Regions from separate parts of the Homo sapiens genome. Here region 1 is linked to region 2. The links are chromatin loops, found by intact Hi-C in ENCODE. Cell type or tissue: psoas muscle. All regions are shown on one strand. Each heading gives the region's core, and the rest is flanking DNA. Links, peaks and the distances in the headings are about the cores only.

Region 1 (15,552 bases), core at 2,682-10,681, 140 kb after region 2:
GTGCTTTTCCTTCCTCACTGGGAAAAGACTATACTAGGATCCACGATCTGCTTTCTGTTAGTGTAAAAAAAATGAAAGGATTGTCTCTCTCTCTCTTTGTTGTTTTTTTGAGACAGAGTCTCGCTCTGTTGCCCAGAGCCGAAGTGCAATGGTGCGATCTTGGCTCACTGCAACCTCTGCTTCCCGGGTTCAAGCAATTCTCCTGCCTCAGCCTCCCAAGTAGCTGAGATTTCAGCCGCCTGCCACCACCACACTGCTAAGTTTTGTATTTTCAGTAGAGACGGGGTTTCACCATATTGGCCAGGCTGGTCTCTAACTCTTGACCTTGTGATTTGCCTGCTTCAGCCTCCCAAAGTGCTGGGATTACAGCTGTGAGCCACCACGCCTGGCCGTCTTTCTCATTTTAATCACGTTAGAGGTCTTGTCTTATTCCCTTGTTCTCCTTCTACAGTAGAATTGGCATATGCTTCAGGAAGAGAGCATAGAAAGATGTTTTTTCATGTCTCAAATAGCCTAGAGGGTAATTTTCACAATTTTCATTTGTCTTTGCATTTTCTTGTTTTCTTCTGAATCAACTTGAGACATGCTACTTTGTTTTTTCTTAAAAGATCTTTAGAGTTCTAAGTACACAATACTCTTAGAAAATATACTGTGATTTGCATTTGGAATTCAAAAATGGACAATATGCTTCTGATTGTTAATGCATTTACAATTCAAGTTGGGGCCTTTTTCATCTAATGCTGGCCCACTTACTGTTCTAGAGCTGTCCTGTCACTTTAAGAAACCATCTTTCTATCAAGAATAGAAGAGGAACTTCCCTCTCATAATGTGGGTTTTCTTTTTTGTCTAGACAGCACCACGTAGCTCTCCCTAAAACAGTGTGATGAATCAGTATAGGTAATACACAAAATATTCTTCCGCAGCAATGAGATGTTCCTAATGGATATGATTCCAAGATTCTCTTTGACTCATGCAGGCTTTTAGACACTGAGTACATCATGGTAAAGACACTTTAGAACAGAGTAGATTACGACTAAGGTTTGCTTTAGAAAAAGAGCTTTCAGTTAATATCCTGTGTGTTGTTCTAGAGGTCTCTGTAATTGTTAAGCTGCTCCAGACACCAAAGGGAGGTTGTATTCACCAACTTTGAAAAGCCGGCTCTCGCCTTGTCTTCCATCACTGTGAGTGTGGCTGTTCCTTGAGTGATACAGATTTGTGCATGGATCTTTTATTCTAGAGGCTTGTTAGATGGTCTTGTTGAATTATGTCCTCAATGACCATTCTTGGTTTTATAAAACATTTTATAAACCAAGTCATTGGTTTCATTTTAGACAGCAGTGCCAGCTAATGTGCTTGAAAATCATACATTTCAAAAAGGTTGTAAGGAAAAAGGTGGCTTTGCAGTTTCCTGAGTCTCCTTATAAAATAGAATGGTAAATATTTTCCTTTGTTCAGTCTTTCCTGGAGGGGAATTTGTTTCGGAAAAAGTCCTCTACATGCAAATTTTCATAAGGGAAATGTAATTACCGTTGAAATTAATGGTACGTGATTACTTAGTTATTAAAACATACCTTATTTAAGGATCATGTAAATGAATATTAAATCAAAAAATGGAACTCTAACAGCTATAAAGAAATCACTAATAACTGTGTAAACGATGCTGGAGGTTATCTCTACTGTAAACAAGCTAATTTTGAGCACTCTGAGAACTTAATGCCAGATGGGCATGTGGGCATACCACACTGCAAAGCCATATTTTTATTTATGAGCGTTTTTGAAATGTTTCATTTTCAAACATATCTAGCTGGGCATGTGTTAGGATGACCCCATGATGCTCTGTTACTGGGTGAATATACTAAATCCAAACTGATCATCTCAGGATAAGAATTGCTGTGAAGCCAATGTGGAGCTAGTAAATAAAATATCTCCAAGTCTAATTCTCCTAATCTATATGAGTGTGTTTCAGGGAATGACTTAATTAAATACTGACTAGATAAATCAAGTAGATTTATACTCAGTAGACATTGATAATTCATTAAGTAACATGACTTCACAAGTTAAAGGTTAATGGTCAGAAGAGACTCTTTTTACTTTCTGAAGAATATATATCAGCTTAGTTGGATTTTGCATGGTTTTAAAATGATGTTAGACTGTAGTTTTAAGATGTTAGACTGAAAACTTTAAGTTTTAAGATGTTAGACTGTAGTGTCCAAGTGAGTTTTAAGATGTTAGACTGTAGTGTCCAAGTGAGTGTTGTCTTTTTAAGTAGTTCCCTTAGGAGACCATGGGCTTTCTCAACATTCTGGGATGCATCAATCAGTGTTGGAAATTGATTTATTTATTTATTAATTTTTTTTAAGAGAAAGGGGCTCACTCTGTTACCCAGGCTGGAGCACAGTGGTTATTCTAGGGTGTGATCAGAGCACATTTCAGTTGCGAACTCATGGGCTCAAGCAATCGTCCTACCTCAGCTTCCCAAGTAGCTGGGACTGCAGGTACATGCCACCTTGCCCAGCTGGCAGTTTATATCTGAATTGCGTTTATGACAATTTATAAGCCTCTTATAGGTTAAGAAACATGTAACTAATTTAGTTTTGTTACTTTTAACAGGCGATTAATTATTTTGTAATATTCTTTTATAAATTGAAGTATGACATGCATATAGAAAAGCAAACAAATCAATGATGTATAATTCAGTGAATTTTTATAAGGTATATACAACTGTGCAGCCAGTGCCAAGATTAAGAAATGGAGCATTTCTGGCCAGGCGCGGTGGCTCATGCCTGTAATTCCAGCACTTTGGGAGGCCAAGGCGGGCGGATCACCCGAGGTCAGGAGTTCAAGACTAGCCTGGCCAACATGGCGAAACCCTGTCTCTATGGCAAATACAAAAATTAGCCAGGCATGGTGGTGCGCACCTGTAGTCTCAGCTACTCGGGAGGCTAAGGCATGAGAATCGCTTGAACTTGGGAAGCAGAGGTTGCAGTGAGCCAGGATTGTGCCACTGCACTCCAGCCTGGGGGATAGAGCGAGATGCTGTCTCCCCCAAAAAAAGAAAGAAATGGGGCATTTCCATTGCCTCATAGTCCTGTTTTGTGTCTGCCTCCAGGTAACCATCATCCTGACTTCTGACATCATAGTTTAATTTTGAACAAGCAAGTAATTTTTGATGGCACAGTGATGTTACCCAATTCGATTCCCCATTATTTTCCTAAGACTTATCTCTCTGACTAATGAATGTTCATAAAGTTAAATCACCTTTAAGAAATAATGATTTGGCCCAGAGCAGTGGCTCACGCCTGTAATCCCAGCACTTTGGGAGGCAGAGGTGGGTGGATCACGAGGTCAGGAGATCAAGACCATCCTGGCTAACACGGTGAAACCCTGTCTCTACTAAAAATACAAAAAAATTAGCTGGGTGTGATGGCGGGTGCCTGTAGTCCCAACTATTTGGGAGGCTGAGGCAGGAGAATGGCGTGAACCTGGGAGGTGGAGCTTGCAGTGAGCCCAGATTGTGCCACTGCACTCCAGCTCCAGCCTGGGTGAAAGAGCAAGACTCCATCTCAAAAAAAAAAAAAAAAAGAAAGAAAGAATTAATGATTTGCTACTATCGAGGATGGTGAAGTTGCATGGGAGATTTTAGGGAGGTGACACCTCACTAATTGTATTTCAGAATTACATTAAGGAAAGATTTGTTTCTTGATTGTGTATAACACCATCGACGTTTATTTCTCTGCTTTAGTGACTTCTGTATGATGTTTAACAAGCTCCATGACGCAGTCTCTGATTCTTAATCAGTTTTTAATGAAAAACAACTGTGGTAGTATACTGTTCCCAGTTGGTCTAATTTCCTTCTTTTAAAAGTGTATTTTGAGGGGAAAAATATATTAATACTCCTCCTCTTACTATATGATTAGCCCTTTAAAATATTTTGAAATAGATGATGATGAAGAATTTCTCCAAGCACAATATACATTTTCTTGTGGAGATAGCCAGAAGGTTTAATTAAAGACACAGGAGAAGAAAGAGTGGGCCAACCATCAGGCGCCTGTACCTGCTCAGAGGCCTCATAATTCCTGTCTGTTTCCCTGGATCATTTTTTTTTTAATAGACTTAATTTTTTTTAGAGCAGTTTTAGGTTTACAGGAAAATTGGGTGAAAAGTACAGAGTTCCCGTATTAGCTTTCACTGTCCCCCACCCCACAGTTTCTCCGATTTTTAACATATCTTGCATTACTGAGGGTTTCTTCATTATAATTGATGAGCCAATATTTGTACATTGATATTAACTAAAGTTCATGGTTTACATTTGGGTTCACTGTTGGTGTTCTGTATTCTGTGGGTTGTGACAGATGCTTAATGTCATGTGCCCATCATTACGGTATCATACAGAATAGTTTCACTGCCCTAAAAATCCCCGTGTTCTGCCTGTTCTCCCACCTCCTCCCTAATCCTTGATCTTTTTGCTCTCTCCATAGTTTTGCCTTTTCCAGCATGTCATGTAGTTGGAATCACACAGTAGCCTTTTCAGACTGGCTTCTTTTGCTTAGCAATATGCACTTAAGGTTCTTCCATGTCTCTTTATGGCTTGATAGCTTATTTCTCATTGCTGAATAATACTCAGTTTTATAGATGCACTACAGTTTCTTTACCCATTTGCCGATCGATGCACATCTTAGTTGCTTCCAAGTTTTGATAATTGTGAATAAAGATGCTGTTTTCAGCTCATTTGGGTAAACACCAAGGAGTGCAATTGCTGGGTTATGTGGTAAGAATGTGTTTAGTTTTACAAGAAACTGCTGGCCTGTTTTCCAAAGTGGCTGTACTGTTTTGCATCCCCGCCAACCATAAATGGGAGTTCTTGTTGTTTTGTGGACATTTGGGCTCAGTGTACCCATAACCCTTTGATCTAGCAGTGTTAAGTTGGGATTGTGGCATTACTGCCACTTTCCTTTTTGAGAATCTAATGCCCACTTTCTCCAGAGAAATCCACTTTTTGCATATAACTTGTAAAATTTTGTAATATTGGGGTTCACAGCCTGGAGTCCAGGTTGAGAGTGTCTGCTGTAGCCTCCAAAATATTTAATATTTCAGTCCGAAATTTGAAAGAACAGGAAGGCCTCAATGAAAACAAACCCTTCTAATCATTAACTATCCTTTCCTTAAGTAACAAGAACAACTTACCTTTAATCTTTTTCGTTAAGAAAGGACTGGGTTTCTTTAAGAAAGGACTGTCAGAAAGTCTGGGTTAGTGTTACCTTTGCTTTGAATGCTTATTATGTGCAGGGTAAAGTTGCTTCCTTAGTTAGCTGGGGAAGAAGTGACCAAGAGTGGTGTTGACCCAGATTCAGATCCTTGTGTAGTTGATCCATTTATGTCACTGAATTTGTTTTAAAGAACAGTCTGGAAATTTGGAGTAGGGAGAGGGGAGGAACAGGCAATGGATACTTGTCAACATAAAAAAAGATGTATTTTCAAAATTTATAGACTAAAAACTTTGTGTATCCCAAAACAATTCATTTTACTTTCTTCATATATGATAAAATCATACATTAAATTAGGTGGACTTTAAAAAAATTCACTCTGGCATTTCAAATCCAAAGCATTTGGGAGCAGGAGGAGACCATAGAGTTTCCTCTGTGCACCATCCTCACTTCAGCAGACAGGGAAGCTAGAATTAAGGGGCTTGGCTTCACACTTCTCGGCAGCAGCCGGAACCTACATGTCCTGACTTCTGGTCCAGTGTGCTGTGCCACGACCCTGTCTAAAAGTTAAAAGGCATAGAGAGAATTTTTTTTTTAAAGAAAGAAGAAAGAAATGTACATGCCATGAAGTTTTGTATGGAAGGGGGTGCCCCATGGGGATTCCACAGAGTGCTTCACGGTGAACACATTCGACATAGGAAATTATGACACTGAATCCCGTTGCTGTTTTCCTTGCCCGTTCCCTAAGAGTTTGTCAATGTTTGGTCATCATGGCCCCTGACCTTTGGGTATTTATATGGATTTTGTGTTTTTCCTCTTGTTTTAAAAACTATTTATTTGTTAAACATTTTGACTGTGTCTCTATCTGATATTAAAGATTCATTTTTAGATGGGAGGACATCAGAGATGAAAAGCTAAATCTGGCCCACTGGCTCCACTGTTCCTTTTTAAAAATTCTCTCTACTTTTAGGATCATTGGTGCCCCCTGGTGAGATGATTGAGTAAAAGCACTAGTTTAGTGGATGGAAGCTGTTAGCATTTAAAAAGACGGCTTAGCAATATTGTTGACGATTAAAAATAAATCCTGTTTCTGATTTTTGTTTTAAAGAAATTGAGACCGAGAAATGAGCAGCGAGAGAATGAATTGATTATTTCTTTTCTGAGATGTTTATATGAAGAGAAACAGAAAGAACACATCCATATTGGGGAGATGAAGCAGGTATGGCATTTTTGTCTCTTGTAATTGTTGCCAAGTCTCTGCCAAGTCTCTGTATAAACAACGTTTTGAGGATTTTCTGAAACTCTGATACCTTTTTTTCTCCCTATGTTTTATTTTCCTTTGTTGCACATAGAGGGGAAATTTGGGAGTGTTAGACTATGTATGCTTGAGAAGATAAGAAAAGTTTCTGCCTGCACCATAGTGGAGGCAGAACAGTTGCTCTAATAAGAGGACTGGCTTAGAGCAGCAAGAATTGAGTGTAAGAGTGGATGCCACCAAGATGAGCTGCTTGGCTTGCAGGGAGCTGGTTTGTCACCTCGCCTTTCTTCTTTGTAAACCTGGAAGGACATTGCATGGCTGCCTTTGGAATTACAAAAAGTACCTGAACGTCCTTTGTGATATAAATGCTAGGTCACAAATCAGATACAATGTTGGCAAGCCTGACTTATGTGCTATTCAGGTTAGAACTTGGATTAATTCCATTTTGCATGGTGGAAATACAGAGTCTCCCTCCCCTCCTCCACTGTCTACAGCCTTATTTAGCTTTTCTCTTTGTGGGGTCTCAAGGCAGAAGCTGGGGCTCTCTGCAGATCTCTCCCTTGGAAGATCTTCAGGTTTGGGAGTCCCTATGTTACATGGTACCACAGACCATTTCCTTTGTCTTTTGGACTCCATGTGAGTCCATTCATAATGAACCATTAATAGCTTCAAAACATACACATTTTATATTTGCTAAAGTTACCTGTTGGCCAGAAATCTAGAGAAAAATCAGTGAAGGATGTACAAGTTTCTCAGTTTCCCAAAAGTATGTTCCCTTTTTCTTTTTGAACACTCCCCACGTACGTGTTCCAAAGACACTTGTGTGCTCAGTGGTGTGCCCTGTCCTACGGCAGCCTTTGCGTCTGGACCCTAAACCAAGTGTGCAGTTTTCATGGGGTGTACACTTAGCAAATCTCCACATAAGGTTTCTACCTTCTAGGTGGCTTTGGCAGTCACGTGCCTTCCCTGAACACTTGGGCTGGTGTACAGTGTCAGCCACGGTTTCTAATCTCATTGGCCAGCCATGAGGTCCTTTAGCAGTGACTCTAACATGAGTATATGACCTGTGTTTTTTGGGGTTTTGACTTGTGGTCTTGGTTTGTAGCCATTCCTCCCTTCCCAACCTGTACCCTTAAGATAGCATTCAAGTTCTGTGTCTCTCCTGTTCATTTTTGGATGGACCAGTTGGTCTAAGTTTTCAGTTAATTCTGGAGTTCATTTTTCAGCCTATTTCTTTTCTCTTTTCCACTCCCTTTTTCCCCTCTTGTGCCACTGATAGCTTTTTCCCTGTTCTGATTTTCTTTTATCTGAGTCAGTCTGACTTGTTCCAACAGGAAATTGATAATTTTGAAGTAATTTATAACTGCTAGAAAGGGGAATGAAGCATTTACGGTGGATGGAAAGTCTTCTTTTACTAAACATTTTGAGCATTTATGGTGAATGGAAAGTTTTGACCTAACTGCAGACTCATTTTTATGGACCAGCATAATATTTTTATGATTTGGGCATAGATCATCCAATGGAGAAATGTGTTTAATGTTTTTTTTTTACCCAAAAAAACATAAGAGTTCAATGTAGAAGTGACTGAGCCTTACAAGCAGAACTGGCATCTGTGTAACACTTTTACTAGGGGTTTCTAAACATCATGAACCAGACGGCTCATGTCTTCGTCTATAAAGAAGCTGCCCTAATCCCCTGATGAGGTTGGTGTACTCCAGGCTGGACACTCTCATGGGCTCTGAGGAGTGGGTTTTTCAGAGCAGCAGCTGCTTTATAGACCCATTAGGCACAGCCTTGAGATTCACTGATAGATCCTTTTCATGTTTTCTGCTATCAGTTTAGCCACGTGGATTTCATTACCTTCTTGTTGCACCTAAAAATTTCTAAAGCTTTTGAAAATGTGGGAAGATGTGACATAGACCGTGGTAGGATCATGGCTTTGACAAAGAACTTCTCTGGCCACAGGACTTCAGAAGCGGACAGAGGACAGTGAGCGCTTCTCTCAGTGCTGTGCGTGTCAGGGTCGGCAGGGAGGCCATATGCGCTTTTCAAAGACCAAAAGAATAGTGCTGGAGAACTGTCAGAGGAGTTGTGAAATAGAAAAAACCCTGAATGAGTCTTTTGATCTTATAGAACAGGGTTCAGTTTGGGCAAGACTTATACATTAAGTTAGAGGCTGTCACGTTTTAGTCAATGGACTTGTCGTTTCCACCTGTATTCACAGAGGTGGTACAAAAATTAGTATGAAATCAGCTGCCACTTACTGAATGTTTGCCAAGTGCCAGATAGAGTTCTCATTCCTTACATAAATGACTCCATTCATTCTACAAGTTTTTTGAGGTAGGTGGTAAAATACCCATTTTATAGATGAGGAAATGGGGAAGAGCAGTCAAGCAGTTACTAGTGAGTAGTGGAGCCACTTTGTCTGATGTCTAAGTACTTTATCTTAATTATTGTGTGTTTTTTTAAGGAGCTTAACAAAATTTAATGCTATATAACTACTTACTGATTTTCTTGGGTCTGTTTTCTAGTAGATAAGATTTTCTTTCTTTTTTTGTGACATTTTATTATGAAAAATTTCAAACATATAGAAAAGTTGAAAGAATTATACCATGAGCACTCATATACCCACCATCCAGATTTTACAGTTTTAAAGACTTTGTTAATTTGCTTTATCATATATTTATCTATTAGTCCACCTTATTTTTGCATGCCTTTCAAATTAGGTGATATCAGTACCCTTCATCCCTAAACACTTTAGCATGTATATCATTAACTAGAATTTAGTGTTTGCTTCCAATTTTGGGGAGATTAAATTTACATATGGTAGGTTATGCAAATCTTAAGTGTACCATTTGTTGAGTTTTGACCACTGCTGCTACATTCAGGTAGCTCAAACCCCTATCAAGATATAGAATATTTTCATCCTGCCGGGCGCAGTGGCTCACGCCTGTAATCCCAGTACTTTGGGAGGCTGAGGTGGGCGGATCATGAGGTCAGGAGATTGAGACCATCCTGGCTAACACAGTGAAAGCTCGTCTCCACTAAAAATACAAAAATTAGTCAGGTGTGGTGGCGGGTGCCTGTAGTCCCAGCTACTAGGGAGGCTGAGGCAGGAGAATGGCATGAACCCGGGAAGCGGAGGTTGCAGTGAGCCGAGGTCGCACCACTGCACTCCAGCCTGGGCGACAGAGAGAGACTCCCTCTCGGGAAAAAAAAAAAAATTTCATCCTACCAGAAAGTAGCCCTATATTCGTCTTCTAGTCAGTCCTCACTACCCCTTCCCCCAGGTAACCACTGTTTTGATTTTTTTCACCTTAGATTAGTTTTGCCTGTTCTGGAATTTCTTATAAATGGCATCATACTCTTTTTTTTTTTTTTTTTTTTTTTTTTTTTTTGAGACAGAGTCTCACTCTGTCACCCAGGCTGGAGTGCAGTGGCGCTATCTTGGCTCACTGCAAGCCCCGCCTCCCAAGTTCACGCCATTCTCCTGCCTCAGCCTCCTGAGTAGCTGGGACTACAGGTGCCTGCCACCACTCCCAGCTAATTGTTTATATTTTTAGTAGAGACGGGGTTTCACCGTGTTAGCCGTGATGGTCTCGATCTCCTGACCTTGTGATCTGCCCACCTCGGCCTTCCAAAGTGCTGGGATTACAGGTGTGAGCCACCGCGCCTGGCCGGCATCATACTCTTTGAGTTCTGGCTCCTTCCACTTAGCATAACGTTTCTGAGACTCATCAGAAACGTTATGCTACATTGTTGCATGTATTAGTAGTTTGTTGTTGCATGTATCAGTTGCTTGTATCAGTAGTTTGTTCCTTTTTGTTCTGTGGTATTAATGTCAAGAGTTTCTTTCTCCATTCTCCTTCTGAGCTGCTTGATTATGAATAAGGCTGCTGGTAGATACATTGTGCCAGCCTGGGATGGTGAGTTCTGAACTGAGAATTTCAGTATAGCATCAGGATTTAAAGCTTGAATACTTGAATCCAAACTTTCATGCTTAGAGTTTACCCCATCTGTTGAAGGATGTGCAATATAATGACTGCAATAGAATTCACTGTGGAGCCTCCAAATTAGAAATTATTGTCTGTGAGGGCCAGGCACGGTGGCTCACGCCTGTAATCCTAGCACTTTGGGAGGCTGAGATGGGAGGATTGTTTGAGGCCAGGAGTTTGAGACCAGCTTGGTCAATATAGCGAGACCCCCATCTCTGTTTTTTTTTTTTAAAGAAATTATTGTCTAAGAACCAGTGTCATCTTCCAAGGAGAAACTTCTAGATACTTGTTTTAAGATAAATAAGAAACAAGTCATTTCTAAATGTGAATTATTTTTTAAATGCAATTTTTTAAACATTTTATTTTAATTATGGCAATAGACGTGGAAAAGACTCTTTTTTGATAGTAGGGGAGAGCAGAAGAAACATTGAATTAAGTACACAGAGATTCTTCAGACCTGCTTTAAAAACACATGCATACAAATGCACTTCTGTCTCTTAGGATCTACTAACTGATGCTGCTTGCTTTAGTCTTTTAGCTAATATTTTCTTTCTTTCTTTCTTTCTTTTTTGTTGGAGACAGAGTCTCGCTCTGTCGCCAGGCTAGAGTGCAGCGGCACAATCTTGGCTCACTGCAACCTCCGCCTCCCGGGTTCAAGCGATTCTCCTGCCTCAGCCTCCTGAGTAGCTGGGACTATAGGCGTGCGCCACCACGCCCAGCTAATTTTTGTATATTTAGTAGAGACGGGGTTTCACTGTGTTGGATGGGATGTTCTCCGTCTCTTGTCCTCGTGATCCGCCTGCCTTGGCCTCCTAAAGTGCTGGGATTACAGGCGTGAGCCACTGCGCCTGGCTCATATTTTCTTTATATATCAAAACAATTCAGCTTGCTTCACTTTTATGAAAGCTTTATTATGAGTTTGAAAGCAATTCTGCATTTTCTTAACATTGTAACTGGTGTTGAGTTGAAGGCAGGCCCCTGGGAGCCCTTTGTGGGCAATTCCCTTCACTCTGGAGGCTGCCTCGAGCCTGGACAGGCACTTACACTTGGTCAGTGATTGCACAGAACCGGTTGCAACAGATTCTGTGCACCTCCCTGTGGCGCGTAGCATTTAGCAGGCACTTGGTCACTATTTGCTGAGTGAGTCTGTTACCTTAGGCGTGTATTTCCCGTGGACCTGCCTGGGGATCATTGCTCATTCACTCATTTTGAACAAGCCAATATTACATGTCCAGGGTACGCTCTATAGTGTGAAACACAAAGGTAAATGATAGTTCCCCTTCTCAAAGGAATTTCTAAGGTAGTAGCCATTCTTTTGATGCATATTCTCATTCTCATAGAGAGTCCAATTATGGATAATTGGACAAAGCTGAATGTCGCTTTTATGAGAATCCATTCTTTCTCTTTTATGCTTTGAAAAATGTGTAGCATTCATTAGTGAATTAGGATTTCATTATTCAAAGAAGACATAAGGTCTTCGAACAGCAGATGACTGAATAAAATAATACCTAACAGCAGTAGAATGAGGGGAGGACATATTCAAGGAACATTTTATGCCCATTAGATTGGCAGAAATTTTTAAAAAGTGACAATACCGTATAAAGGTGAACTTTCCTATACTGATACTGGGAACATGAATTTGTACCATTCAGGGAAGAGAAACTTGATAATATCTGGTGTAGTCTGAAGGGGCACAGTCCCTGTGACCCAGTGAGGACATTCCTCATTATTTCCCTTGCCAAACATTTCACATGAGTCTATAAGGAGCTCTATATAAGAGAGGTCACTGCAGCCTCCTTTGTAAGAGCAAGAAAAAAAAGCAAATAAGTGTTTAACAATAGGAACATAGATAAATTAGGTTATGCAGTGAATATTTGCACTCTGACTAAAGTGAGTGAATCAAAAAAAATTTGTCAACAGGAATAAATCTCAAAAATAATATTGAAAGAAGAAAGCTAATTTACAGAAGGATGTGTACAGTATGACACCATTCATTTAGTTTCAACTACATATCTTTTATGGACACATACATATAAAAGCAGAAAACATGAATTGATAGGATAAACACCAAATATTTCTGCATATGGCCAGGTGTGGGGAAGTAGTGGTGATTAAGCTTCAAAGATGTCTGCAGTGGTTCCCATTAAAAGTAGAAAGTAGGCTGGGCACAGTGGCTCACGCCTGTAATCCCAGCACTTTGGGAGGCCAAGGCAGGTGGATCATTTAAGGCCAGGAGTTCGAGAACAGCCTGGTCAACATGGCGAAACCCCATCTCTACAAAAAAAATACAAAAATTAGCCAGATGTGGTGGCGCACACTTGTAGTCCCAGCTACTCGGGAGGCTGAGGCATGAGAATCACTTGAGCCCAGGAGGTAGAGGTTGCAGTAAGCCAAGATCGTACCACTGCACTCCAGCCTGGGTGACAGAGTGAGACTCCATCCCAAAAAACAAGCAAACAAAAAAAGCTCATAGAGTAGGTAATAGTCATGATATCTGATGTTTTTTGATTGTCTGGTTTACATTTTTTATTTTTATTTTTTGAGACAAGTCTCACGCTGTCACCCAAGCTGGAGTGCGGTGGTGCGATGTCAGCTCACTGCAATCTCTGCCTCCTGGGTTCGAGCGATTCTCCTGCCTCAGCCTCCCAAGTAGCTGGGATTACAGGCGTGCACCACCACACCTGGCTAATTTTTATATTTTTAATAGAGACAGGGTTTCACCATGTTGGCCAGGCTGGTCTCGAACTCCTGACCTCAAGTGATTCATCTGCCTCAGCCTCCCAAAGTTCTGGGATTACAGGCATCAGCCACTGCACCTGGCCTTGGTATATGTGTTTTAATTTGTATTCATTCATTTAAGCCTCATGACAGCTCTGCGAGGAAAGTTCACTATACGTCTTCAGGCTGCAGGTAGAGGACCTGAAAGGGACAGGAGGTAACAGTCTGGCCAAGACCACAGAGCCAGGGAATAGCAGAGGAACATTTCACCTGGGCATTGCACTCCAGAGCTGGGCTTCTCACTGTTCTCAACCCCTGGCAAATGCTCACTTGAACAAAGCCAGGTGGTGATACAAAGGTATTTGTTATATTAGTCTCTACACTTTTCTGTGTGCTTGAAATAACTGCAACAAAGAATATATCAGTATTTAGAGTAATGGGGGATTTGCTTGTGTGTGTTTGTATTTTTGAGATGGAGTCTCGCTCTGTCGCCCAGGCTGGAGTGCAGTAGCATGATCTTGGCTCACTGCAACCTCCGGCTTCTGAGTTCAAGCGATTCTCCTGCCTCAGCCTCCTGAGTAACTGGGATTACAGGTGTGCGCCACTACACCCGGCTGTTTTTTGTATTTTTAGTAGAGACAGGGTTTCCCCGTGTTGGCCAGGCTGATCTCAAACTCCCGACCTCAGGTGGTCCACCCACCTTGGCCTCCCAAAGTGCTGAGATTACAGGCATGAGCCACTGCGCCTGGCCGTTTTTTTTTCTAACGAAATTATTTTCTAACAGAAAGCAATCAGGTGAGAATCCACATAAGAAACAATTTAATTCAGAGATTTTTGTTGCATATTAAAAAAAAAATGTACCTTCGGCTGGGTGTGGTAGCTCACTCCTGTAATCCCAGCACTTTGGGAGGCTGAGGCAGGTAGATCACTTGAGCTCAGGAGTTTGAGATCAGCCTGGCCAACATGGTGAAACCCCGTCTCTACAAAAACTACAAAAAATTAGCTGTGTGTAGTCCCAGCTACTCTGGGGGCCGAGGGAGAAGGATTGCTTGAACCTGGGAGGTCAAGACTGCAGTGAGCCATGATTGTGGCCCTGTACTCCAGCCTGGGCAACAAAGTGAGACCCTGGCACCCTGTCTCAAAAAAAAAAAAAAGTACCTCCTTGTAAATAAGTAACACTAAGACTTCATTTAGTGGTTGTCAAGCAAACTCCATTGTATTTTTATTTTCAGTTTTTATGGCTAGTAGTTAAGGGAGAGAAGCTTGGTTGCAGAGAAGAATGAAAGGATGATGGGAAAATAAAAGTAGGAGAGAGGAAAACGCAAGAAAGCAAGAGATCTGTAGAAAGGGATGAAGGAATTGTATAGGCAGAGAGAATAGGTTCTTTAATTGAGAAATTTATGTTGTCTCACCTTCTGAAATGCCCCCAAAGGTAAGTTATTGTTTTATTTTGAAAAGCTAATGATAGCTACCTTTCTACCACGCTGTGTTCAATGTTTTACACACTTTACCTGTTTGAGTCTCACAACACAGTGTTATGATTCGATCTTGCCATTGGTCTCACTTTACTGAAGAGGAAGTTTGAGGCTCAGAAAAGTAAGAAACTGGCCGAAGACCACGGTTAGTGAAGACAGATCTCTGATCCAGTTGCAGAGTCTGAGCAATAAACTACTTCAACTGATTGGTTTCAAAGCACATTTCGTCATTTTACTTGGGGTAATCAAAGCAACTCTCTGAGGCAAAATTATTTCCTGGACTTGCAGCCATGTCACTAAGGAGCAGATGAGGTGAGATCACAGACAGGATCAGAATGATGGCCTGGTGCCAAAAAGATGTGTCCTAGAGATTTTTCATTCCTTTAAGAAGCAGAGAAGGGAGCGATAAATGACTTTTCGTTTTTCACTTTTTTAGACATCGCAGATGGCAGCAGAGAATATTGGAAGTGAATTACCACCCAGTGCCACTCGATTTAGGCTAGATATGCTGAAAAACAAAGCAAAGAGATCTTTAACAGAGTCTTTAGAAAGTATTTTGTCCCGGGTAAGTAGCATAATTTCTCCTGATTTAAGTTAAATCACTTTTTAGGAGAGTGTAAGATTGAGTTCTATGCTTTTATTCCATCAATGTTCATCATAAAGGTAAAAGTATAAAACCTTTTTTTATGTTTTCTCAGGCTTATAACAGTATTATCTACATTTTAAATTGTTTTTAATTTGGCCTAGGTTTAAAAAAAATATTCCTTACTCTTTTGTATTATATCCAATGGGATTTTTTTGCCGCTCCAAAGAATATTTGTTAGCCAGTCCCTATAAAGAGCATGCATTAGATACACTGAAGTGTGGCTTCTGTTCTCCCTACTATCACTATGTATAACTTA
Region 2 (15,552 bases), core at 468-8,467:
CCCTAGAAGACAGCTTTGACCAGGAAGGCTGCAATGACAATGAGATGTACCCCTATGCAGAGCCAGATGTGGGCGGGTGGCTTTTTTGTGGTCCAGATCTTCTAGGATCTTCTAGGATGTAACCCTGGCAAGCAGTGGGGAGCCTGAATCAAGCAGCATGGCTGTTACCTCTTCTGTGTTCACAGCAGCATCTTCAGTTGTCTTGGTGCCTGGAGCAGGCACCACAGCTGCCTGCTCTGTTGGCCACCAGCTTTCTAGAGTAGATGGTAGGGAGGAGAGCAAGGGGCTCAAGAGGATTCTGTCTTTGAACATGCTTTTAATTTGATCTGACAGAATGGCAGCTCCCTGAAGTCCTTCCTACTCTCTCCACAGCATTTCTCTGTAGGTCCCCAGTTTTTGCTCTTTTCAGATTCCCAGAGGACTGAAAATGTATCACGGCCCATTTGGGGACTTCCTGTATATGTGTGGGTGCCTCAGGATCATTTGTTTTGCCCTTTTCCAGTCTACCGTGCTGCCCTTCTCAAGTTTAATGACCACGTTAGTTTCAATATTTTATATATTTCTCAGCAGTTTTCATCTCTTGGTCATTAAACTTGAGAAGTAAAATCTGCTCATTAAAATGACTGAGTCCATGGCCAGGCATGGTGGCTCATGCCTGTAATCCCAGCACTTTGGGAGTCCAAGGCGGGTGGATCACTTGAGGTCAGGAGTTCGAGACCAGCCTGGCCAGCATGGCAAAACCCTGTCTCTACAAAAATATAGATCTACAAAAACTAGCCAGGCATGGTGGCATGTGCCTGTAGTCCCAGCTATTTGGGAGGCTGAGACAGGAGAATCGCTTGAAGCCAGGAGGCGGAGGTTGCAGTGAAACATGATCGTGCCACTGAGTCCATTCAGCAGCAGAGTAGTGTTGGGGTTTGTATCCCTGTAGTGATGACGAAGGATTTAGGTTTTCAGTCAGAACTGTTACCTTACAATTTCCTTCACTGACTTTTCTTCCTTTCCAACACCACATTCCAATAAAAAATATCTTTAGACCAGATTCTTCACGAAAGACATGAAGGTTTTCATGCTTCAAGGTTTTTGACTTTTTTTTTTTTTTTTGAAAGGAGTCTTGCTGTGTCACCCAGGCTGGAGTGCAGTGGCGTGATCTCAGCTCACTGCAACCTCCGCCTCCTGGGTTCAAGTGATTCTCCTGCCTCAGCCTCCCAAGTAGCTGGGACTACAGGCGTGCTCTACCACGGCCGGCTAAATTTTGTGTTTTTAGTAGAGGCGAGGTTTCACCATCTTGGCCAGGCTGGTCTTGAACTCCCGACCTTGTGATCCACCCGCCTTGGCCTCCCAAAGTGCTGGGATTACAGGTGTGAGCCACGGCGCCCGACCAGTTTTTGACATTTCTAAGCCAAAAGTTCCATTTGATGAGGTCTTAGATGCAGGGGCAATGTGTCCCTTTTCAGATTTCAGATGTTTAGAAAAAGATGTGTCATATTTGGGCCAACTGAAAAACTCTTGATATGTAGGTTTTTATGAAGCTGTGCAGAATGTAGGAAATACATTTTAGAACCAACAAAGAGGCATTTAATTTTGAGTGTGCCTGTCTCCTTTGAGATGAGCAACAGCTATTTTTCTCTTCAAAAGACAATGCGTGTATTTATCAGCACATTTTATATAATCAGCAAATCTAAACCTCTGAATTAGGTAAGCCCTATAGGTTTGTTGCCAGAATTAGTGAATTTATACATGCAAAGTGCTTAGAACAGTGCCTGGTACACAGTGAGCACTCAATATTATTTATTGCTATTATTATGTTTATTTATTTTATACTTTTAGAGTATAATTTTGATGTTAGGTTTGGATTGCTGAGGCCAAGCAAAATTTAGATAGACCAACCCAGCTAATCCACTAGAAAGATATTTGAGGGTTATTCCCATCTAAAGATCTATGGGATCTTTGGATATCATCTGTGAGAAACAACAGAAGTTTGTAGATAAGACAGATATAGATTCAAATGCCACCTTCACAATTTATTAGTGAGGGAACCCTTTGGTAAAATGAGCATGACAAAACCTACTTCTCAGCTTTGTGAACGTACAGAAGATCATGAATGTAAAATGTCCATGAAGTGGTAGGTGGTCAACAGATATTGCTCTAGCAAAGTGGTTAAGAGCAAGCAAACTCTGGAGCCAAAGGGCCTGGGTTCAAATCCCGATTCTGCCACTTCTTATAGTATGGCCTTGGGCAGGTGACCTCACTTTTCTGTGCCACTATTCAATGATAATATTCCTTTATTGTCCAACGTTTTGTAAGTTAAATCAGTTAATAAACACACTATGATAATGTGTTGGTAACTATTCTTTTTACTTTTAGCAGAATAACTTAAAGGAACACTGCAGGTAGGAGGGTTATACATAATCTCTGAGGGCCAGCTAGGACACTCGCCCATTTCCCACCCTTTTTCCTGTGCAATGAAGAGTATAAGAAGTGACAGTGCCATTCTAAAGGACTAGCCTTGAGTTGGCTCTAATTTATATGACTCGTGCCTGTAATCCCAGCACTTTGGGAGGCCGAGGCTGGCAGATCACTTGAGGTCAGGAGTTGGAGACCAGCCTGGCAAACATGACGAAATCTCATCTCTACCAAAAATACAAAGATCAGCCGGGCATGGTAGCACACACCTGTAATCCCAGCTTCTGGGGAGGCTGAGGCAGAAGAATTGTTTGAACCCAGGGGGCGGAGGATGCAGTGAGCTGAGATCACGCCACTGCACTACAGCCTGGGTGACAGAGTGAGATTCTGTCTCAAATAATAATAATAATTTATATGAGAAAGAAGTCATTCAAAAGCATCATTACTTTACATGTCAAATTAGAAAGGCACACCCCAGTACTAAAGCATCCTTGATGATGAAAACATTTAGAACCACTGGTTTCAGGAGCTCCATGCAATGGTGAAACAGCCTCTACTCCAAGGGTTGTTGCTCCCTGTGGGATTCCTGGGTGAGGAACACACTGCTCCCGTTGGGGTGGAATCCTGTGGAGGAAGTGGATGAAGAGTGTAGCCAAGTCAGTGAGCCTACTGCATGGGATTAGAGTACTTCAGGTTGCAGTATAATTCTGTTCAGGTGCATGCTCACTCCATCTGGCGTAAAGAACAGAGAAATTAAACCATTGATTCACAGAGCAATATGAGTAGCTGCCTGGGGACTTCCTGTCCATTCTGGGGTCCCCAACAGCCAATCAATATTGGCCGGTTCCTAATCTGACCTAGAGCTAGAGGCCACTAGCACCCCTCCATTCATCCTTTCTTCTCTCCCTACCCACTCCCACCAGCATTCTGAGGAGGTGAGGGCTGAAGCTGCAGAGGCTGTTGTACTGTCAGTTACTGTAAAGTCCCCATCCTGCTCTCTGTAGTTTGCTGTGAAGGAGTGGAGGGGGCTGGGAACAAAGGGGGTTCCCAATAAGCAGCTTACTAATACCTACCCTTGCTTCTCTCACTTCCTGATCAATAATTCCCATCCTTTCTTCATGTACCTCCCCCACATTTTTGTTCTTTAAGGGAAGAAGGGAGCAGCTTTCCATCCCCACACAATGTTGGGGACATTTGGTATTATACATTATGAAAATAAGATTTACCAGATTTTAGAGATGGAAGAAAACTTGGGGATGATCTTGTTCCATTCTCTTATAAGAACAAACAATATTTGGAGAAGCTGAGTAACTTGCTTTTTCAACTTCACACTTGAAAGTGTTTTCATGAGGAAGTTGGGGTTCTCTGCAGCACTTGGATGGGAGTCAGGGACTTGGATTGTCCCAATTCTGTCACTAAATTTGGACAAGCCACTTAACTTTTCCAGAATCTAGTTGCCTCATTTCAAATATTAGGGAAATTTCTAAATGGCTTAAAAGGAGCTTGTTAGCTTTAAAATTTTATGATTCTAAGTGTATGCTGCCAGAGATATGTAGCATAGCAGGACACATTAACAAGATTATTGAAACTGTTCTAATAAAGGACATCTTTGTGTCTTGGGTAGCTACTATGTTTAAAGACTGTGCTAGGTGGGAGTTGTGCAGAATACACAGGTTTGCTGTAGAGGGATAGGGCGTGTACACAGACAACTCTACTAACAAGAACGTTACTAGAAGCTTATTGGAATCACAGTATTTCTTGCTGAGGGTATGAAACATAAGAGTTCTCCTTGGAATATGAGGTTCTATTTGGGGCTTAAAGAATGGTCAAAGGTTGAGTGCAAATAACATGGATTGAGATGGCTTTAAAAAATAATCAAATGGTTTGTTAGTATTAAACTGGTGCAGAAATAATTGCAGTTTTTGCCATTCCTTTTAATGGCAAAAATTGCAGTTACTTTTAAACCAAATCCCTAATATTATTTGCATAGTTTATCTCTGTTATGGAAGTTTTTATTGACAAGTAATGTAGATATTCACCTGATCTAAGTTACCCTGAATCTTATATTAGCAGAATCTGAATTGCTTATAAATAATTATGGCTATGTTGGATGTAGAACTTATTATTTGATAGTTTATGAACAGTGCTAAGGTCTAATCTACTTTTTACAGAGAAGCTAAGAACATGCTACAGCTGGTTGAAAAACAAAAACTTCAGGCATTGAAATGTTTTGTCAATGAAATGGCAGGACTCATTTGATGACTGATTATTATCAACTGATTTAAATGACTGAATTTTTGGTACTGTGTACATCTATACTCTAAGAAGGAAATTGAAAGTAATTCTGCTATGCTTGTTGCCACTATATTAATAACTGCATCATCTAAAATAATTGATAGAGCTCAGATTTATCCTTTGTAATAATTCTAGTACTTCTTTAAACATGTTTTGGGATTAGCAGCTGTCAACAGTTAGAACATGAAACAGATTCTGTTACAGGAGTAGAAGTCGATCCAGACATTTAATGTCATTTTCACCTGTGAGAGAGAGAATAAAGAGAAAGAGAGATCATTATTTATGGGATTATGTGAACTTCAAGTCCGTTTTCATTATTAGGAGAAGCTGTGCTTTAAAGGACAGTCAGGGACTTTACTTTCATGAAATGCCTGAGCTGTAAATAAAGTATTGCTTTATTTTTTATTTCTTGAACATTTGAAATAAAAAATTAGCTATGAGTTATGTTCAAATTATATTATAAAAATTTGCTCTTAGCATTGTGCATATATATTATACAGAAAAACACAGAGTAAAAAGAATAGACTTCAGTTCCTGTTCAGAAAAGGTTTAAAATTTGAATACTGATTTTGGAAACCCCAAACCTTAAGAATTCAAGAAGCTTACGGTCTTCTTGAGGGACACCTATTCAAACTCTTAAATATGGTGATTGGGTAGAAAGTGCAGAAAAGCCTGCTGATACATGCCCTAAAACACCTTGGAAAAAAGAGGTGGTAGTTGCTTGAGGTAGGACTTAAGTACTAGTTGGAAATAGAAGACAAGGATGGAGACTGTTGGTAGATGACTCTCCATGGGTCCTTCCTGTTTCTACACACCTTGTAAGCAGGGCATTGAGTGCCTGTGTTCCAAACTACCTTTTCCATCATGTTTCTACAGCAAACAGTCATGGAAGATAGAAATAGAGTCTTCCTCTGGAGCAAAGGGCAGACACGCTTGCTTCCTGTACTTCCCACTATAAGATATTCCGGCTCCCTAAACTCAGCTGCCTTTCCTGTAACCCACCATGATACAGATGTCACCTGACCTGTGGGAATTGGGGGTCAGGGAACCAAGAGAAATGCTGACTGTCTGGCTACTGTGACTGCCCTGAGTAATAAATTGTCCTTCGTCTCCAACCCAGGAGTCTCATGTTTTCTACCAGCAGGATAACTGTGGCGGGCTAACGTGTTAGTTTGCAAGTAAGGTAAAATCTCAGACCCTTTGCAGTTTGTGGCAGGGATTATATTCTGAGGAGAGAGGAACCGTATGCACCATGGCTCAGAGGCATGAGAAACGGGGAACCATAACTAGTTCTCTATCTTCAGAGCCTTTAAAAGGTGCACCAAGGAGGGCATTTTAGGGGAGAATATAAAGTTGGAGATATAGACACAGCCAGATTCCTGAGAGACCTTATATGCCAGGTAGAAGACTTCAGATTGTATGGGGGAATTATTAGAGAATTTTTAGCAGGGGTGTGATATGATAAATTTTGTGTTGATTAAGTTACTCCAGGAAATATGCGATGGGTGGATTGAAGGATGGGGCACCTTTTCTCTAGGACGAAAAAGAAAGAGTAGTTGGTGAAGTCAGTTAGAGGTAGTAATAGGATGAAGAAGGGATCTGAATGACCCCTTGGCCATTCAGTGAGTAGTGATGCTATTCACCTAGATACAGCACATAGGAGGGAAAAGAAATTCTGGGAAGGAGGGAGATGAGACCGAGTTAGCTTTAAAATAACTAAATTCAGGCCTAGGAGCCTATAGGCTATCCAGATAGAAATATTTAATGGCCTATATGGATCTGGAACTCAGGAAGGAGGCTTCCGTGGGAGCAGAACACTTGGGCACCATTAGGGTGTATGTGGTAGATGCATTCTTGTGCAGCAGTCAAGGGGATGGGATTTAGACTCAAGTGCAAATTGCCCCCCATCTCCTGTGATAAGTGACTGAAGCTCTCCGGGCTTCAGTTTCCTAGTTCATCATAGTGGGCTCTAGCGGATAAATGTTACAAAGGTTAAATGAGACAACATAGGCAAAGTGCGTGGTACTCAATAGAAGTCAGCTGCTGTCATCAGCAGCAGGATCACCAGAATGTGGTGCTTGACACCAAAAGATTAGGTGAGATTGCCCAAAACAGCAGGTGAAATGAGGGGAGAGGATGAAGTCAAACACAGGAAGAAAAGCCTTTGAAGTATGTGGAAAGAAACAACCAGAAAGGTAAGATAAGAACCAGAAGAGATTCAAGAAGGAAGGTGTGGCCGGGCGCGGTGGCTCAAGCCTGTAATCCCAGCACTTTGGGAGGCCGAGGCGGGCGGAACACGAGGTCAGGAGATCGAGACCATCCTGGCTAACACGGTGAAACCCCGTCTGTACTAAAGATACAAAAGAATTAGCCGGGCGCGGTGGCAGGCGCCTGTAGTCCCAGCTACTCGGGAGGCTGACGCGGGAGAATGGCGCGAACCCGGGAGGCGGAGCTTGCAGTGAGCCGAGATCGCGCCACTGCACTCCAGCCTGGGCGACAGAGCGAGGAGCCGTCTCAAAAAAAAAAGAAAAAAAAAAAAAAGTAAGGAAGGTGTGGCCAAGATTGAGAAATTCGTCAGAGCAAACAAGGCAGTCAGGGGCTAAATAGCCTCCTTTAAATTTTACAACCTTGAGGACCTCGGCAACTTTAACAGAATTTCAGTGGATCCCTAGGGCAAACCAGGCCTTACAAACCAGGAATGGATGGTCAATAGGAAGTGGAGACAGTAAGTGTAGACCTTACCTTGGAGGGAAGGAAGAGAAAGAGCCATGGCCAAGGGAAGTTTGAAATCAAAGGAAATATCTTTTTTTTTTTTTTTCGATTGGAGAGACCTCAGTTATTCTTTTAAAATACTTATTGAGCCCCTCAGTTATTCTTTTAAAATACGTATTGAGTCCCTACTTTGAGTCAGGCACTATGGCAGACACGAGGGAGATAGCAGTGAATCAGACAGATGCAACGCCTGCCTTCATGGAGTTTCACCTTAGCATCTGTCCATATGCTAGGGGAGTGGGGCAGGGGCAGGGAGCTGGATACAGGAGAGACTGAAGATCCAGGGAGCAAGTGAGTAAAGAATAGGGCTTGAGATCCCACAGACAACTCAGCTTTGAACAAAAGGGTTTTGTCATCCAATAGGACAAGAAGGCGTTAGGATACATCAAACGTGGTTGTTGAAAACAGAAAAGGGCTGGGCACTGTGGCTCATGCCTATAATCCCAGCACTTTGGGAGGCCAAGGTGGGCAGATCACTTGAGGCCAGGAGTTCGAGACCAGCCTGGCCAACATGGTGAAACCCCATCTCTACTAAAAATACAAAAATTAGCCAGGTGTGGTGGTGCATGCCTGTAATCCCAGCTACTTGGAAGGCTGAGGCAGGAGAATTGCTTGAACCCAGGGGGTGGAGGTTGCAGTGAGCCACGATCGTGCCACTGCACTCCAGCCCGGGCAACAGAGCGAGACTCTGTCTCAAAAAAAAAAAAAGGAAGAAAGAACATAGACAGGGAAATGTAGTTAAGGGAGTTTGGGTTTGGGTTTGGTAGAAGCGTTTTCTGTTTTTTGTTTGTTTGTTTTCAGAAAGAGTCTCACTCTGTTGTCCAGACTGGAGTGCAGTGGCACAATCTTGGCTTGCTGCAGCCTCTGCCTCCTGGATTCAAGCAATTCTCCTGCCTCAGCCTCCTGAGTAGCTGGGATTACAGACACCTACCACCACACCAGGCTAATTTTTGTATTTTTAGTAGAGACGGGGTTTCACCATGTTGGCCAGGCTGGTCTCAAACTCCTGACCTCAGGTGATCCACCTATCTTGGCCTCTCAAAGTGCTGGGATTACAGGTGTGAGCCACTGCACCTGGCCTAACATTGATATCTGTTGATGAGAAGAAGCCAGGTGTTGGAGTGATAGCTTATAGCACATGAACTGAATAAAACAGTGTTTAAGACAATGTTTGCAACATAATAGGCACTGAAGACATGTTAATGGAAGGTGGATTTGTGATTCAGAACCTCTAGACTACCTGGGCGAGTCTTTTAAAATGTAAGTAATATCTTAAGTGATATTACTTGTCCCAGATCAGTTGTTTAAAACTGAGGTTTAATGCTGTCAGAGTAGCACTGTATCGTCTTCTATCATGGGGGCCTTTGTTGGCTTTAGGAGGTTTGTGTTTCATAGTAGTTTCCCAGTGGGCTCTTTGTTACCTGTAATGAGTGTGACAGTTATGCCATAACCAGGTTTTATATGGAATACAATTTTGAGAAAGTTCTTTCTAGGCAGAGAAGCTTATTTGAACCTCTTATTATATTTGGGTTTCAGGCTTTTGAGTTCTTCTGAAATAATAGCCCTTTGAAGGTAGCTATTGCTATGACTTCATTAAATTCTAATGCCTCTGGTTTTCTCCCCCAGGTTTCTGCATATGAAGTGTGTAAAATAGATTGCTTGATCCAAAACAGAAAAACAGTGATAACTGTTTTGCTGAGTTCCCAGACCCTTCCCAAGATGGAACCAATAACATTCACAGCAAGGAAACATCTGCTTTCTAACGAGGTCTCGGTGGATTTTGGCCTGCAGCTGGTGGGCTCCCTGCCTGTGCATTCCCTGACCACCATGCCCATGCTGCCCTGGGTTGTGGCTGAGGTGCGAAGACTCAGCAGGCAGTCCACCAGAAAGGAACCTGTAACCAAGCAAGTCCGGCTTTGCGTTTCACCCTCTGGACTGAGATGTGAACCTGAGCCAGGGAGAAGTCAACAGTGGGATCCCCTGATCTATTCCAGCATCTTTGAGTGCAAGCCTCAGCGTGTTCACAAACTGATTCACAACAGTCATGACCCAAGTTACTTTGCTTGTCTGATTAAGGAAGACGCTGTCCACCGGCAGAGTATCTGCTATGTGTTCAAAGCCGATGATCAAACAAAAGTAAGTGAGATGGAGATCCAAAAGACTAAGGTGTGGCTGGCTGGTTTTTATTGTATGGGGGTCAGGATATTTATTTTAAGTATACTGAAATGAATAAGGAATTAATGCTGCAGTTATAAATTGATTACTTAGCTGAATTTTTGTTTTATGGTGATAGTTTATAGTTTTAAAGCACATTTGAAAACAGATACGAGAAATTATCAGTTTTTGAGTTCAAAAATTCAAGAGAAATCAGTCTAAAACTACTAATTAAGAGCAGAAGTGTTAAGATGTACATTATTTCAGATGAATGTTCTAAAGCCATGCCTCTCAAACTGAAATGAGCTTGTGAGTCACCTGGGGATCTTGTTAAAATGTGAATCTTGATTCAGTAGGTCTGGGGTGGACCCCAAGACTGCATTTGTAACAAGCTGCCAAGAAATGCTGATGCTGCCCTTTTGCAGGTTGCACTTTGAGTGGCAAAGTTCTAAATCTCCACATTTGTAATCCTATTAAGAAAAATATAGTCATTCGTAAACTGTGTAAAAATGCTACTGGCCAGTTTCCCAAGGCATAATGTTCACTTAGGCAAAGGTCATTGATAAGAACGCTGGATATGCATCTAAGTTTTGATGCGATCAGGGGTTCTTTGTGTTTTTTTCTTTCGCAAACCTCAGGTCAGATCTGATTAGCTTGTTATTATCACATGATATGGCTGAAAAAAAATGTGAGACATGGTAAAAGTTCTGCTCTTTCCTCGTTCATTTGTGCTTGCTTTGTTATTAGCATTCGTTGTAGCTCTGGGCAGGACTCATTTGAAGATGCTTGCCCATTTTATGAGGATTAGCTTAGATAAAATTGAAAATATAATGCAAATAGCAACTTTCTCAGTTGGGCTCAGGGCTCCACAGCTAACCCCATGGACTGTGGAGTCTTGCCGTTGTTTTGGGTGCCAAGCAAGCCAAGTCACATGTGATTCAAGCTGTCTGCCACATGTACAGGGCGAGGATGCGAGTGTCAATCCACCTGTTAACTGTCAGTGAAGCCTTGAAAGCTTCTCATATTTTCAAGGTTAAAATCTGGATAGAAATGCTAAAGTTTTCTCTCTGCACTCCATTAGGTTATTTTATGTACTCTCTAGGGTGTAAGGACCTTATTTAGAAATTAATATTCTTGGTATCAAGTAGATGCCCTTTTGCTTGTTCATTTGTTGGTTCTTCTAGTCATTCAGAATTGCTGTTGCAGGTACTGTTGGAGATGATATTAGCAGAGGCTTGTAGGAAGGCAGGAGCATCAGTGGGGAATAGGACCAGGTGATCTATGTATAGGACATAATGGAAGGACTGAGAAGGGAGCCTAACACACACCCAAAGGGTAGAGAAGGCTTTGTGAAATAAAGGCTAATATGGAGCTCAAAACCACCATTTCACTCACAGAATCAAACTCTCATATTATAAATCATTTCATGTTATTGTCCACACATCTCAAGTGGGCACGGCAGCATCAGGCTTGGAGATTCAGAGGGACTAACTTCCTGTACTCTAATCCTACTTCTGCACCCATAAACTGGGTGGCCTCAGGCAATTGAGTCTGTTTTCTTATCTGTTAAATGGGGATAATTACAGTATTTATCCAATAGAGTTGCTGGAAAGACTAAATGAGGTAGCACTCGACCTGAAACTTAGTAAGCATTTATAGCCATAAAAACATTTTCATTCAAGAAAATTTTACTAGAGGCAGATTATATGCTAATTTCATTTCACGTCTTAGGTAAAAAGAAACATGATACCTAGATGAGTGCCTTCAGCTTTCAAAGATGAGATTCTGGTCATATTTGAGGAACATTTTAAAAACTACACGTATAACTTAATGGCTCCTATTATTTGGACAAATTCCAGAATGAAAATGAGAGGACTGAACAGCCTGTACCTCAGTCCAGCTCTATATAGTATTTGGACTGAATTTCCTTGGGGAGAGTTTGTGCGTGGAATCGTTGTTCAGCATTTTACACATTTGACTCTTTCCCAAAATCTTTTACGGCCATCTGAGAATAGGCTTCTGGCCAGTCATTCGGATGCCTGACAAGAGAAAGAGATTTATAACCAAATTCTGTAATTGGGACTTCCAGTCTTTCCCCAAGTAGAGAATTGGACTTACTCTATATGCTAAAAACCCATGGTTGAAATATGAATTAGTTCTTAAGTGATTTTTGGCTTGCATACCATTTTTGCAAACACAAATTGTCATTACTCTGCTCATTTAATAAAAGAATAATTTGTAGTATAGGTATATACCTCAATCAGTGATTTTGTTGTTGGAAACAGAACAGTAAATCACACTGGCCATGATGCTAACAGCGTGATAGATTTTCTGTTCTTGGGACACCAATGTCACTGTATCTCATAGCGAAGGATTATCTGCTGTAGGAGCATTCTCTTGACTACTTATAACATTTGCTGGGTGAAATAATTCTCCAGGTTAAGGCCTCTTCTAAACAGATGAGGTCAGCACTAACTGCATTTGCCAGAGAAGACATATGCATTTACTGCCAGCATCATAAACACAAAACTACAGTTTGCGAGGAAACCCTTTGACCAGCATCTAATTAATTCACTGAGTAATGTCTTGGGAGAAGAGGCATGTAAAGGAACAATTTTATAAGCATGCCATGAGATTGTTTTCTATTGTATGTTCCATAGAATATGAGGAAACTTCAAAACATTTTGTGGAAAAATTGAATTAAAAAGTAAAAAACACATATATACATAAGCTTTATTTCTCAAGATAAACTTTATCAAGTTCAAGACACTTTTGTAAGCAATGTTAACAGCCATTGAGTCGGTCTCTAAAGAACTGAGGGTCCTGGGAATTTAACCATGTTTATACAGTCTTTTATACATTATTAACTGGAGAAAAATTGGCGCTCTTTAAAGATTTTTTAAAATTGAGAAGCAAAAGGACGTCAGAAGGAGCCAAATTAGGCCTGTAAGGTGGATGCCTAATGATTTCCCATGGAAACTCTTGCAAAATTGCTCCTGTTTGATGAGAGGAATGAGCAGGAACATTGTCATGGTGGACAAGGACTCTGGTGAAGCTTTCCCAGGCGATTTTCTGCTAAAGCTTTGGCTAACTTTCTCAAAACACTCTCATGATAAACAGATGTTATCATTCTTTGGCCCTCCAGAAAGTCAACAAACAAAATGCCTTGGGCATCCCAAAAAACTATTGCAACCATTTGCCCTTGACCAGTCCACTTTCGCTTTGACTGGACCACTTCTGCTCTCAGTAGCCATTGCTTAAATTTGTCTTGATCTTTAGGATTGCGCTGGTAAAACTATGTTTCATCACCTGTTACAATTCTTTGAAGAAATGCTTCAGGATCTTGATCCCACCCGTTTAAAATTTCCATTAGAAACTCTGCTCTTGTCTGCAGCTGATCTGAGGGCAATGGTTTTGGCACCCATCTAGTAAAACGTTTGCTCAGTGTTAATTTTTCATCCAGGATTGTGTAAGCTGAACCAGCAGAGATGTCTATGATATTGGCTAGTTGGTCCTCTTCAATGAGGGCATGAACAAGATGAATATTTTCCTCAAACAATTATCTGGATGGTCTGCTGCTGCAGGCTTCATCTTCAATATTGTCTCGTCCCTTCTTTTTCTTTTCCCCCCCGCTTGAGACACAGTCTTGTTCTGTTGCCCAGGTTGGAGTGCAGTGGCCCGATTTCGGCTCACTGCAACCTCTGCCTCCCGGGCTCAAGCGATTCTCCTGCCTCAGCCCACCAAGTAGCTGGGATTACAGGTACACATGATCGTGCCTGGCTAATTTTTGTATTTTTAGTAGAGACAGGGTTTCACCGTGTTGGCCAGGCTGGTCTCGAACTCCTGACCTCAAGTAATCCACCTGCCTTGGCCTCCCAAAGTGCTGGGATTATAAACATGAGCCACCACACCTGGCCTCATCCTTTCTTAAAATGAGTTATACATTTGTAAGCTGCTGATTTCTTTGGACATTGTGCCTATAAACTTTTTGTAAAGCATCAGTGATTTCACCATTCTTCCACCCAAACTTCACCATAAGTTTGATGTTTCTTCTTGCTTTGATTTTAGCAGGATTCATGTTTCTCTGATAGGGGGTCTTTTCAAACTGATGTCTTATCCTTCTTAGAGCCTCATCCCAGATCCTGTTCAGACATGCTACAAGTTAATACAAGTTTATTTGGTGCCAAAAAATGGAAATCCATGCATAGTTTTTAAATAATATGCATTTTTCATGAACTTTTTGAAGACCCCTTGTATACTTAAACTGCTCCACATGGAAAAGCTTCCATGATCAAATGCAGTAAGGCAGCATCTCAAACATTTTGTTCTAAGGATTTCTTTTCACTCCTCAAAGTTGTTAAGGATCCCAAAGACCATCGGTTTATTTGGGTTATATCTACTAATATGTACTCTATTAGAAATTAAAACTCAGATATTGTAAAGATATTAATTTGTTAAAAAACAAAAGTAATAAACATCTACATGTTAACATGTTTTTGTGAATAACTATGTCTTCCAAAAAATATTTAGTAATAAGAGTTTTACATTTTTTCAAATCTCCTTAATGTCTGAATTAATAGAAGATAACTGGATTCTCATAGCTGATTCTCTATTCATTCTGTTGTGATGGATTGTTTAATTGAATATATGAAGAAAATTTGGCCTCACACTGCTACATAGTAGGAAAATGGAGCACTATATCCATAGCCTTTTTAGAAAATTGTGGATCTTTTTATTTAATGCTACAACTCGACAAGTGGTAGTTTTTAGAAGGTTAGCTGTAATATGAAATCTGAAACTATATCAAAGTATTTTTTGCACTTTATTATGTTAAAATCCATTGATCTATCTAGCAGTTTTTTTTTCTTTGAGACGGAGTTTCATCTGTTGCCCAGGCTGGTGTGCAATGGTGAAATCTTGACTCACTGTAACCTCCGCCTCTCGGGTTCAAGCGATTCTCCTGCCTCAGCCTCCCAAGTAGCTGGGATTACAGGCATGCACCATACATGCACCATAGGTTACATTTTCTCCTAACACCCATGAACGTCCCTCAGAATGTGTGAACACAGTGGCATAAGGTCCTGGGTTAAAATGTAGTGTTGCCTTTGAGTCCATGGTAAGTAAACATGGTAAGTAAATGGACATATCCACTCTGGAAACTGATGGTTGCATGAGTGACCCTGACTAGATCTTTACCTCATCACATCCCAAAGAAATCAAGAGTCTGCCCAGACTCAGACCTAGAAACATTCTCAAGTCTAAGAAAATCATCTCAGGGTTCTTCTTCTCTCCAGTTCTTCAGCCTTGTCTCTTCTACAAAATCTCTACTCAGAAGAAAATCCAATCTGCCCCTCATACTGATTGTCATTTTAGATCATTCATAAAAGTAATTGCATTTTCATTCTTTTCTTTATCCACGGAGGAAAAAGCTCTGCTTCCTTTAAAGGGACTTTCCAGCACTGAGGAGCAGGTAGCAGAAGTGTTAGGCTGGGGCTTCTGACATTACATGGTGCTGTTTTACATCAGTCAAAGGAAAGAGGGGATTTTGAGTGGGAAATGGCGGGGGTTCTTGAGATGGTAATAGGTGGAGAAGTGCAGGCTGGTGTGTGGTCGAGGGCAGTGGGCAGAGTGTGTGCCGGGCCCAGGGTAAGTCAGAGACAGTGTACATGGAAGTATTTTTGGTGTAAGCGCCTTTTTTGGGGGGTCTCTCTGTCGCCCAGGCTGGAATGCAGTCGTGCAATCTTGGCTCACTGCAACCTCTGCCTACCGGGTTCAAGAGATTCTCCTGTTTCAGACTCCTGAGTAGCTGGGATTACAGGCGCCCGCCACCACTCCCAGCTAATTTTTGTATTTTTAGTGGAGATGGGTTTTCACTATGTTGGCCAGGCTTGTCCCGAACTCCTGGCCTCAAGTGATCCGCCCGCT

The links. Hi-C counts contacts between places; a loop is a spot of excess contacts. Peaks named below come from ENCODE experiments on the same cell type or tissue, not always from the same donor. Only the 100,000 strongest peaks of a DNase experiment are listed, where the experiment ranks them.
Region 1: it touches region 2 in a loop (3.0-fold over the local background); 42 of 110 quality-filtered maps call a loop at or near these places.

What each region holds. Positions count from the first base shown.
Region 1 is chr4:38,029,276-38,044,827 of GRCh38, forward strand. It overlaps TBC1D1 (TBC1 domain family member 1), which reads left to right. Exons shown (of 22, transcript NM_001396959.1): 8 at 6,313-6,423; 9 at 15,087-15,215. Among named protein-coding and RNA genes, the nearest start is that of PTTG2, 77 kb to the left of the region's middle. In psoas muscle, for the core only: a CTCF peak has its summit at 6,219 (motif pointing left); no DNase peak of the experiment used is centred there.
Region 2 is chr4:37,892,904-37,908,455 of GRCh38, forward strand. TBC1D1 (TBC1 domain family member 1) reads left to right here. Exons shown (of 22, transcript NM_001396959.1): 2 at 9,100-9,609. The coding sequence starts at 9,193. Among named protein-coding and RNA genes, the nearest start is that of TBC1D1, 9.6 kb to the left of the region's middle. RefSeq lists enhancers at 49-328, 6,648-7,186, 8,361-8,924. In psoas muscle, for the core only: no CTCF peak of the experiment used is centred there; no DNase peak of the experiment used is centred there.